2 separate regions of the Homo sapiens genome follow, and region 1 is linked to region 2. Evidence: chromatin contacts called from ENCODE Hi-C or POLR2A ChIA-PET data. All regions are on one chromosome and are shown on one strand. The core of a region is the stretch at or near the end of the contact, and the rest is flanking DNA. Distances in the headings are between cores, read along the strand shown. Region 1 holds the start of PHYH (phytanoyl-CoA 2-hydroxylase). Region 2 holds the start of PRPF18 (pre-mRNA processing factor 18).

Region 1 (4,333 bases), core at 937-3,436, 290 kb after region 2:
CCCGGAGAAAGCCGGAGGGACTCCCCAGTGGAAGCCTGGGAGCTGCCGTTCTCCTCCCTGCCTGTGCAAACAGGAAGGGGCTGGTGATGCTGGCTGCGGGCCTCCCTCCTGGACTGCGACATTGTCACCAAATTCTATAAAGACGTCATGCAGGAAGTGATAACGTGTGCTGCGACGTTCTGGAAGTAACTCGAAGCTAAAAAAGAACAAAAAATCAATGAAAAAATGAAACTAAAGAAACAATGAGATGCTATGTCAATATCCGTAGTTATGGAATGGAAAATAAATCTTACAAAGAGATGCTGGAGTTATCTAAGAAATTTACACCATACTGGCCTGTGTGCATCAGACTTTTCTGGAGGTCATTTATTTTATTCACTTTTTTTTTTTTTATGACCAACCGAACTTTCTAATATTTTGGGCTGGAGTCCCACTAAATGAAATACCCCTTTTGAATGGCACATATGACTTTTAGGGATGCATCTTAGCATTTTTATTTTTTTATTTTTATTTTCAAAACTTCATTGATGTTTTGGAGTTTTGTTTGTTTTTTGTTTTTGTGTTTTTTGGACATGGCCTCACTCTGTCGCCCAGGCTGGAGTGCAGAGGCACGATCTGGGCTCACTGCAACTTCAAACTCCCGGGCTCAGGTGATCCTCCTGCAGCAGGACGAGCCGCAGACAAAACTCAGACACCGGATTAAAGAAGGGCTGTATTAGGCCGGGAACTTCGGCAGACTTGCAACCGAGGTCCCTGAAAAAGAAATTCTTGGCCCTTTTAAGGGCTTGTAACTCTAAGGGTCTACGTGAAAGTTTAGTGAGAGATCGAGCAAGCGTGGGGAACATGACTGGGGGCTACAGGCAACAGCTAACAGAACAGAAAGTTTTGCAATGCTTCCTCATACAATGTCTGGAATTTTTATTTATTTAATTTATTGATTTATTTTTTATTTTTTTTGAGACGGAGTCTTGCTCTGTCGCCCAGGCTGGAGTGCGGTGGCGCCATCTCGCTCACTGCAAGGTCCGCCTCCTGGGTTTACACCGTTCTCCTGCCTCAGCCTCCTGAGTAGCTGGGACTACAGGCGCCCGCCACGACGCCCGGCTAATTTTTTTGTAGATCAGGTGTTCTCACTATGTTACCCAGGCTGCTTTCGATCTATAGCGATCCTGAGCTCAAGCGATCCTCCTGCCTCGGCCTCCCAAAGTGTTGGAGTTACGGGCGTGAGCCACCGCACCCGGCTAAAAACCTGTTTGTTTGTTTGTTTGTTTGTTTAGAGACGGAGTCTTGCCCTGTCACCCAGGCTGGAATGCAGTGGCGCCATCTCGCTGACTGCATCCTCCGCCTCCCGGTTGCAAGTGATTCTCTTGCCTCAGCCTCCCCAGTAGCTGGGATTACAGGCGTGCGCCACAACACTCAGCTAATTTTTGTATCTTTAGTAGAGACGGGTTTTCACCAAGTTGGCCAGGCTGGTCTCGAACTCCTGACCCCGTGATCCGCCTGCCTTGGCCTCCCAAAGTGCTGGGATTACAGGCGTGAGCCACCGCGCCCGGCAAACTTTTTGTTTAAATCGGAGATTTTATTCTTTCAGCTGTCAGTGGAAGGAGCAGTCACGTAGGGTTAAACAGATGGAAGCCATGACGTTAGGAGAGTGAGTGAGGTCCCAGCCCAGCCACTTGTCACTGTGTGACCTCGGCCTGGTCACTGGGCCCCCGAGCTTCGGTGCGGCAGGGAGGGTCCTGGTGATGGAACAGAAACAGGGTGCGGGGCAGGGGTAATGACTCACGCCTGTAGTCCCAGCACTTTGGGAGGTCGAGACGGGAGGCGGGGGGAGTTTGAGACCCACCTGGGCAACGTAGCGAGACCCCATCTCTACAAAAAATAAAAATTAGCCCAAGAGTTCAAGGCTGCAGTGAGCTATGATCGCGCACTGCACTCCAGCCTGGGCGACAGAGCAAGATCTTGTTTCTTTTTAAAAAGAAAGAAAATAAAGGACGGAAGGATCATGGTGTGGGGAGGACTTCAGCCCCGGGCGGTTGCCCGGCGCGCGGACTCTAGCGGACTAGGGCTCCCCAGCAGCCCGGCCCGCGAGCTGGCACCGCCCGGAATCCCGCTTACGTCCAGTCCGGGGCGGCGCCTGGAGGCGGAGCCGCCCGCTGGGCTAAATGGGGCAGAGGCCGGGAGGGGTGGGGGTTCCCCGCGCCGCAGCCATGGAGCAGCTTCGCGCCGCCGCCCGTCTGCAGATTGTTCTGGGCCACCTCGGCCGCCCCTCGGCCGGGGCTGTCGTATCCTTTGGGCTGCGCGGGGCTCGGGCTGGATCCGGCGCCGGCGCCGCCGCCTGAGTGGTGGCCCTGGTCCGGGTGGAGGCCTCGGGGTCGCACGCTTCGCAGCCCCAGCGCCTCCTCGCTCAGCGCCGCGTCCCCGCCTGGGTCGCGTCTCTTCCAGGAGCCGGGGAGCGGGGAAGAGGCTGCGTCCCCCGAGGACACGCGCGGCCGCCCTGGGGTCGGGGCAATTGCCGCGTTGCCCTGCCCTCCGGGATCCCTGGGGGCCTCTGCTCCTCTCTTTGTGGAGACGTCGTTTCACCGGCGGCGCGTGACCCCGGCAGCTGTCCAGAGACCCAGAGATGTCCAATCACAGGCGCACGGTGCACAGGCGCGCAGGGCTGCCTGGAACCGGCCCAGGCAGGCAGTGACCGGGACCTCTCCGGAGGGGAGAGGACGGTGCCCTCCCGGGCAGGAGCTGGCCAGGCAGGCGCTGCCCAGGGCGGCCTCCCTGCTGGACTACGGCATTGCCACTGAGTTATATAAAGACACTATTTGGGGAAGGACAGCGGGTGAGGACTGGCGCGGCGGCACACGCCTTGCCTGTTGTCTCGGCTCTTCTGGGGGCCAAGGCCAGGAGTCCAGGGTTACAGTGAGCCGTGATGGCCAGTGCGTTCCAAAAGAGAGAAACAGAGAGAAAGAAAGGATAACATGTTAATTGATGAGAGTGACATTCCGAAAGTAACCGATTAAGCTAAAGAAACAATGCAATTCTATGTCAACTCTCTGCAGTTACCGGATAGAAAGGAGATCTTTAAAAGGAATTTCTAGGGTTTTGCTTTTTTGGTTTTTTTTTTTTTTTGAAACAGGGCCTCACTCTGTCACCCAGGCTGGAGTGCAGTAGTGGTACGATCTCGGCTCACTCCTGGGCTCAAGAGATCCTTCCACCTCAGCCTCCTAAGTAGTTGGGACTACAGGGTTGCGCCACGATGCCAGGCGAATTTATGTTGTTGTTGTTATTGTTGTTATTATTATTATTATTATTATTATTATTATTATTATTATTATTTTTGAGACGGAGTCTTGCTCTGTGGTCAGGCTGGAGTGCAGTGCCGCACTCTGCAATGTCGGCCCACTGCAACCTCCGCCTCCCAGGTTCAAGCCATTCCCCTGCCTCAGCCTCCCAAGTGTAATTTGTATTATTATTATTAGTAGTAGTAGTAGTAGCAGTAGTAGTAGTAGTAGTAGTAGTAGTAGTAGTAGTAGTAGTAGTGGTGGTAGTTTTTTTTCTGAGATGGAGTCTCTCTCTGTTGCCCAGGCTGGAATGCAGTGGCCTGATCTCAGCTCACTGCAATCTCCACCTCCCAGGTTCAAGCAATTCTCCTGTCTTAGCCTCTCCAGTAGCTGGGATTACAAATGAACGCCACCACGCCTGGCTAATTTTTGTATTTTTAGTAGAGATGGGGTTTCACCATATTGGTCAGGCTGGTCTCGAAATCCCGACCTCAGGTGATCCATCCGCCTCGGCCTCCCAAAGTGCTAGGATTACAAACGTGAGCCACCGCCCCCGGCCTAATTTGTATTTTTAGTAGAGATGGGGTTTCACCATGTTGGCCAGGCTGGTCTCGAACTCCTGAGCTCAAGTAATCCTCCTGCCTCAGCCTCCCAAAGTGCTGGAATTACAGGCATGAGCCACCGTGCCTGGCCTTCTATATTTTACTTTATTTGCCTTAATTCACATCCTAGGTAGCTCATCCCACTTCAGGGACTATTTCCTCTGCCAGTTTCCATCCTCAACAATTCCAGTAAGTAGTTTGAGTTTTGATTTTGAAATATATTATGTATATAAAAGTTTCTTGAGTGGTAATGAAGATATACCACATAATATGTTACCTGATTAGAATTTTATTATACAAATCCTCTGTTTCCAGGACTTATTCTAATTAGTGCACTTGTGGAAAATTTTGGAGACCGACTAATTTTCTGTATGTATTTTAAGATTCAGAAAGAAGGAAAAATACCAGAAAATACATAATCCGACATTTATTTATTTATTTTTAATAGAGACGGGCCCT
Region 2 (4,129 bases), core at 579-3,078:
AAGTAAGGGAGATCATCTTCAGGAAGTTCCTAAATCATGTAATTCTTTCTCCCCCTTTTTAGTACCTTTCCAAAAGAGTCTTAGCATTCCCATCAGTGAAGAGCAGGCCTACAGACTTTTCATGTGTTGAAGAAGAGAGAAGGAGGAGGAATAGAATTTAAAAAATTGGGATTTACTATTAGAAAGGAATTTTATTACTTTTTTTTTTTTTTTTTTAGAGACAGGGACTCGGTCTCTCACCCAGGCTGGAGTGCAGTGGCACGATGATAGCTCACTGCAGCCTGAACTCCTGGGCTCAAGCGATCCTCCCGCCTTGGTCTCCCAAGCAGCCGGGACTAGACGCGCGCACCACCACACCTGGCTAGAAGGAATTTTTTTTTTTTTTTGAGACGGTGTCTCACTCTGTCGCCCAGGCAGGAGTGCAGTGGTGCGATGTCGGCTCACGGCAACCTCCGCCTCCCGGGTTCAAGTGATTCTCTGGCCTCAGCCTCCTGAGTAGCTGGGATTACAGGCGCGCACCACCACGCCCAGCTAATTTTGGTGTTTTTAGTAGAGACGGGGTTTCACCATGTTTGCCAGGCTGGTCTCGAACTCCTGACCTCAGGTGATCTGCCCACCAAAGTGTGGGGATTACAGGTGTGAGCCACCGCGCCCGGCGGCCCTTCCTCCATGTTTCAGTTGGGCACAAACCCTTCGTAAGGCGACAGAAGGGAACTCTCAGGAGCACTGGGGCACGTCCGCAGAATGCCAACAGGTAGGAGCGGGGATAGGGGGCAGTTAGGTAAACTGGAGGGAAACAGGGTCAGTCGGGGGAAAACAAACAAAGCCTCGGGTTTTCCTGCAATTCCCACACCTGCATCCCTAAGGCTCCCAAGTGGTTACCGGAAAGAAGGCCGTGAGTGTAAGTTGCCCGGGTCCTTGGCGTTTTGAACAAAGAATTGGACAAAACGCACAAAAAAAGTAACAAAACACAGGAATGAAGCAGCAAAAGTAGGGACTTATGAACGCGAGAAAGCACTCCACAGGGTGTGAGTGGGCCCGAGCAAGCGGCTCGAGGCCCCGGTTACAAAGTTTTCCGGGTTTTAGGTACTCCTTCTGAGGTCCCTATCAGCTACCCCGTATCTGGATGAAGGGTTCGGTCTGTGGCTAAAGACTGAGGTGAACTGGCGCCCTATGCAGATGAAGGGATGGCCCGTGATTGGCCCACGGCCAATGCAGGGCACGTTCCCTTCCCATCTGAGAGGTGGTGGAAAGGCAGGGATGCGGGGAGAGCCGCAGCCTGAAGCCTTTGCTACTCGGTGGTGGGAAGATGAGGATTTTTCTTTTGGTTTGGCTTTTGGACGTGGGCGTTAATTGGCCTCAGGTTCCCGCCCCCAGACCCAGGTGTTTTCCTTTTGATCCAGCTTTGGGAAGTCAGCACGAATTGTACTCAAGTTCCCTGCTCTCAGACCCTATTCTCCAGCCTCAACAGTGAGACGCCAAGGGTTGGATCTAAGGGGGCCTACCAGGGGTAGTGGCAGGACACTCGCTAAGCCCCGTCCCCGCCCCGAATCCTCTGAGTATCGTCACCCTCACCCCAAAACCCCGACACACATACTCTCACTCTTACATCCCGACCCCCACGACCGCAGGGTCCTCACCACCAGCAGGTTCCTGTCCTCCACCAGCTGCCGCTTCCGAAGGATCTCTGATTTCAGAATGTCCATCTCGCCGCCAGAATTTAAGCTCCAGTTTCCCGCTCCAGCTCCTCGAACCCAGCCTCACTGGGCCGGCGGCCGCGAACCCACTGAGTATACGGAACAACAAGCCCAAACACCTGAGAACAACTGACAGGAGCCGCTTCCGGCGGAAGCTGGGATGAGAGAGATGAGGGAAGAGAGTGGCCCGGGGCGCCTGTGGTGGCCAAAGCAGCTGTGCGTGAGTGCCCACTGGCGGCGCCCTCCGGCAGCGCGCCTGTAGTTTCCCCTCGTAGGGAGGTTTACGTGAACGTGGACGGAAACCCGGGTCTTTGTAGTACTCTCTGCACCTGCTAGTTGAGTTCCAAAAGCCTCTCGAAGAACACCTCAATAATGCCAGTTAAATCAAGATCTTTATTAACTGGAAATTTACATTAGGGTTTCTGAAGTTACTTGCTTGCAAAATTTGCAAAAGGATGAGAAAAATCTAAACAATAATACTAACTTGTAACAATAGAGTGAAAGGGCTGTCTGTTCATTACTAGCCTGTTAAATTTCCTGTGAACTTAAACGACTACAACCATTTAAAGCAGTTTGGAAGTCAATTTATCTTCACTCCCTCTGTTTTAGATTGCTTACCAATCTTGGTGATAATTGAACATTTACCTCAAGCTAACTAATCATTTTTTGGTCATGTGTTCAGCAATCAAGATTTTTCAGTGACATGATTGGAGATGTAATCAGAAATTCCTTTTTTTTTTTTAAATCCAACCCAAGGGAAAAAAAGTTAAATTGAAGAGAAAAATTATGTCAGAGATTTTTTAAGTCCCTAACATTTGTTTACAGTGGACTTATTTTTTTCATGTCATTGAAGCACGTTTAAAAATTGTTTTTGTGAAATCATAATTGAACAATATTTGACATTTCGTTTTTCTTACTCAAAAAAGGTAAGAAATATCATTTTGTTGAGTCAGCTGATAATGGGTAAAATGCTTTACAAAACAAAAAAATGAACAATTGAATTATTTCAATTTAGAAAGTCTTTTGTGGGGGGTGATACTTCATCTAAAAGATATCTGAGGCCAGACGGGGTGGCTCACCCCTGTAATCCCAGAACTTTGGGAGGCCGAGGTGGACAGATCACCTGAGGTCAGGAGTTCAAGACCAGCCTGGCCAGCATGGTGAAATCCCGTCTCTACTAAAAATACAAAAATTAGCCAGGCGTGGTGGCAGGTGCCTATAGTCCTAGCTACTCAGGAGGCTGAGACAGGAGAATTGCTTGAATCCGGGAGATGGAGGTTGCAGTGAGCCGGGATCATGCCACTGCAGTCCAGCCTGGGTGATAGAGCAAGACTTTGTCTCAAAAACAAAACAAAATAAAATAAAATATACCTGACTTTTGCCAGAAATAAGCCAACACAGGAAAATGTCCTTGAACTAAATATGGCAACACTCTTGCATGAATATGGGTTTCCCTCACTAATCAATGAGCAAATAATAATTTATTAGCATTTTCCTGATTTAGGGATTAGGGATTGTTAGACACAAAAAAAACCTGAAGGGTTAAGACAGATGACAGTAACAGCAATGGAAGTTTACAGAGAACACAACGGCTGGCTACCTGGGAAACTGTCAGTGTAAACCAGAGAAGTTACTAGCTACAGTTAACAGCCTCCCCTTACATTTTAGACTTTCATTGATTTCTACGTTTATGTAAACATGTGCACTGAATCCTGATTAAGGCCTGAGATCAAAGAGTGATAGAGAGAAATACTTGAACAAGCAACTGACAAGCAAGCTTTTCCATTCAAAAGGAAGGAAAAAAGATATCCAGGAGCTTTTAGAAATACTTAAAAGAGGCCGGGCACAGTGGCTCACGCCTACAATCCGAGCACTTTGGGAGGCCAAGGCAGGCGGATCAGCTGAGGTCAGGAGTTTGAGACCAGCCTGGCCAACATGGTGAAACCCTGTCTCTACTACAAAAATAGCCGGGCTTGGTGGCACACACCTGTAGTCCCAGCTATTCAGGAGGCTGAGGCAGGAGAATCGCTTTAACCCGGGAGGCGGAGGTTGCAGTGAGCCAAGATCGCGCCACTGCACTCCAGCCTGGGTGACAGGGCAAGACTCTGTCTCAAAAAAAAAAAAAAAAAAAAAAAAGAAAAGAAAAGAAACACTTAAAAGAACAAATCGCCGTGACCCTAAGAGAGACCATATTCATTTAAAAAAACATGCATCCCATTTCATCACAATCATTATTTAAAAAGTGAAATATTGGGACTGGGTACAGAGGCTCACACTTGTAATCCCAGCACTTTGGGAAGCCAAGGCAGGAAGATCACTTGAACCCAGGAGTTCAAGGCTGCAGTGAGCATTGATCGCACCACTGCACTCCAGCCTGAGTGGCAGAGTAAGACACTGTCTCTAAAACAAAAATAAATAAATGAGAGATAAAA

Evidence for each region. A loop is a pair of places that touch in the nucleus more often than their neighbours do. ChIA-PET counts read pairs that join two places held with the same protein, here RNA polymerase II (POLR2A). Pooled maps may share reads with other maps.
Region 1: a loop to region 2 is called in a map of B cell, with 32 times the contacts of the local background. The contact joins the promoter of PHYH here to the promoter of PRPF18 in region 2. A Hi-C loop is called at or near these places in 5 of 168 maps with a recorded cell type or tissue (B cell, CD4-positive, alpha-beta T cell, CD4-positive, alpha-beta memory T cell and 2 more), 3 of 37 single-sample maps with no recorded cell type and 18 of 50 pooled maps. POLR2A ChIA-PET finds 5 or more read pairs at or near these places in 8 of 52 experiments (CD4-positive, alpha-beta T cell, CD4-positive, alpha-beta memory T cell, CD8-positive, alpha-beta memory T cell and 5 more).

What each region holds. Positions count from the first base shown.
Region 1 is chr10:13,297,917-13,302,249 of GRCh38, reverse strand. PHYH (phytanoyl-CoA 2-hydroxylase) reads left to right here and starts at 2,186. Exons shown (of 9, transcript NM_006214.4): 1 at 2,186-2,282; 2 at 4,005-4,063. The coding sequence starts at 2,208. LOC124902377 (a long non-coding RNA gene) reads right to left here and starts at 2,061. Exons shown (of 2, transcript XR_007062056.1): 1 at 1,844-2,061; 2 at 1-196. RefSeq lists enhancers at 1-127, 1-484, 1,860-1,999, 2,576-3,196 and a silencer at 2,180-2,599.
Region 2 is chr10:13,584,664-13,588,792 of GRCh38, reverse strand. It overlaps PRPF18 (pre-mRNA processing factor 18), which reads right to left and starts at 1,828. Exons shown (of 10, transcript NM_003675.4): 1 at 1,641-1,828. The coding sequence starts at 1,706. RefSeq lists enhancers at 763-1,358, 1,534-1,873.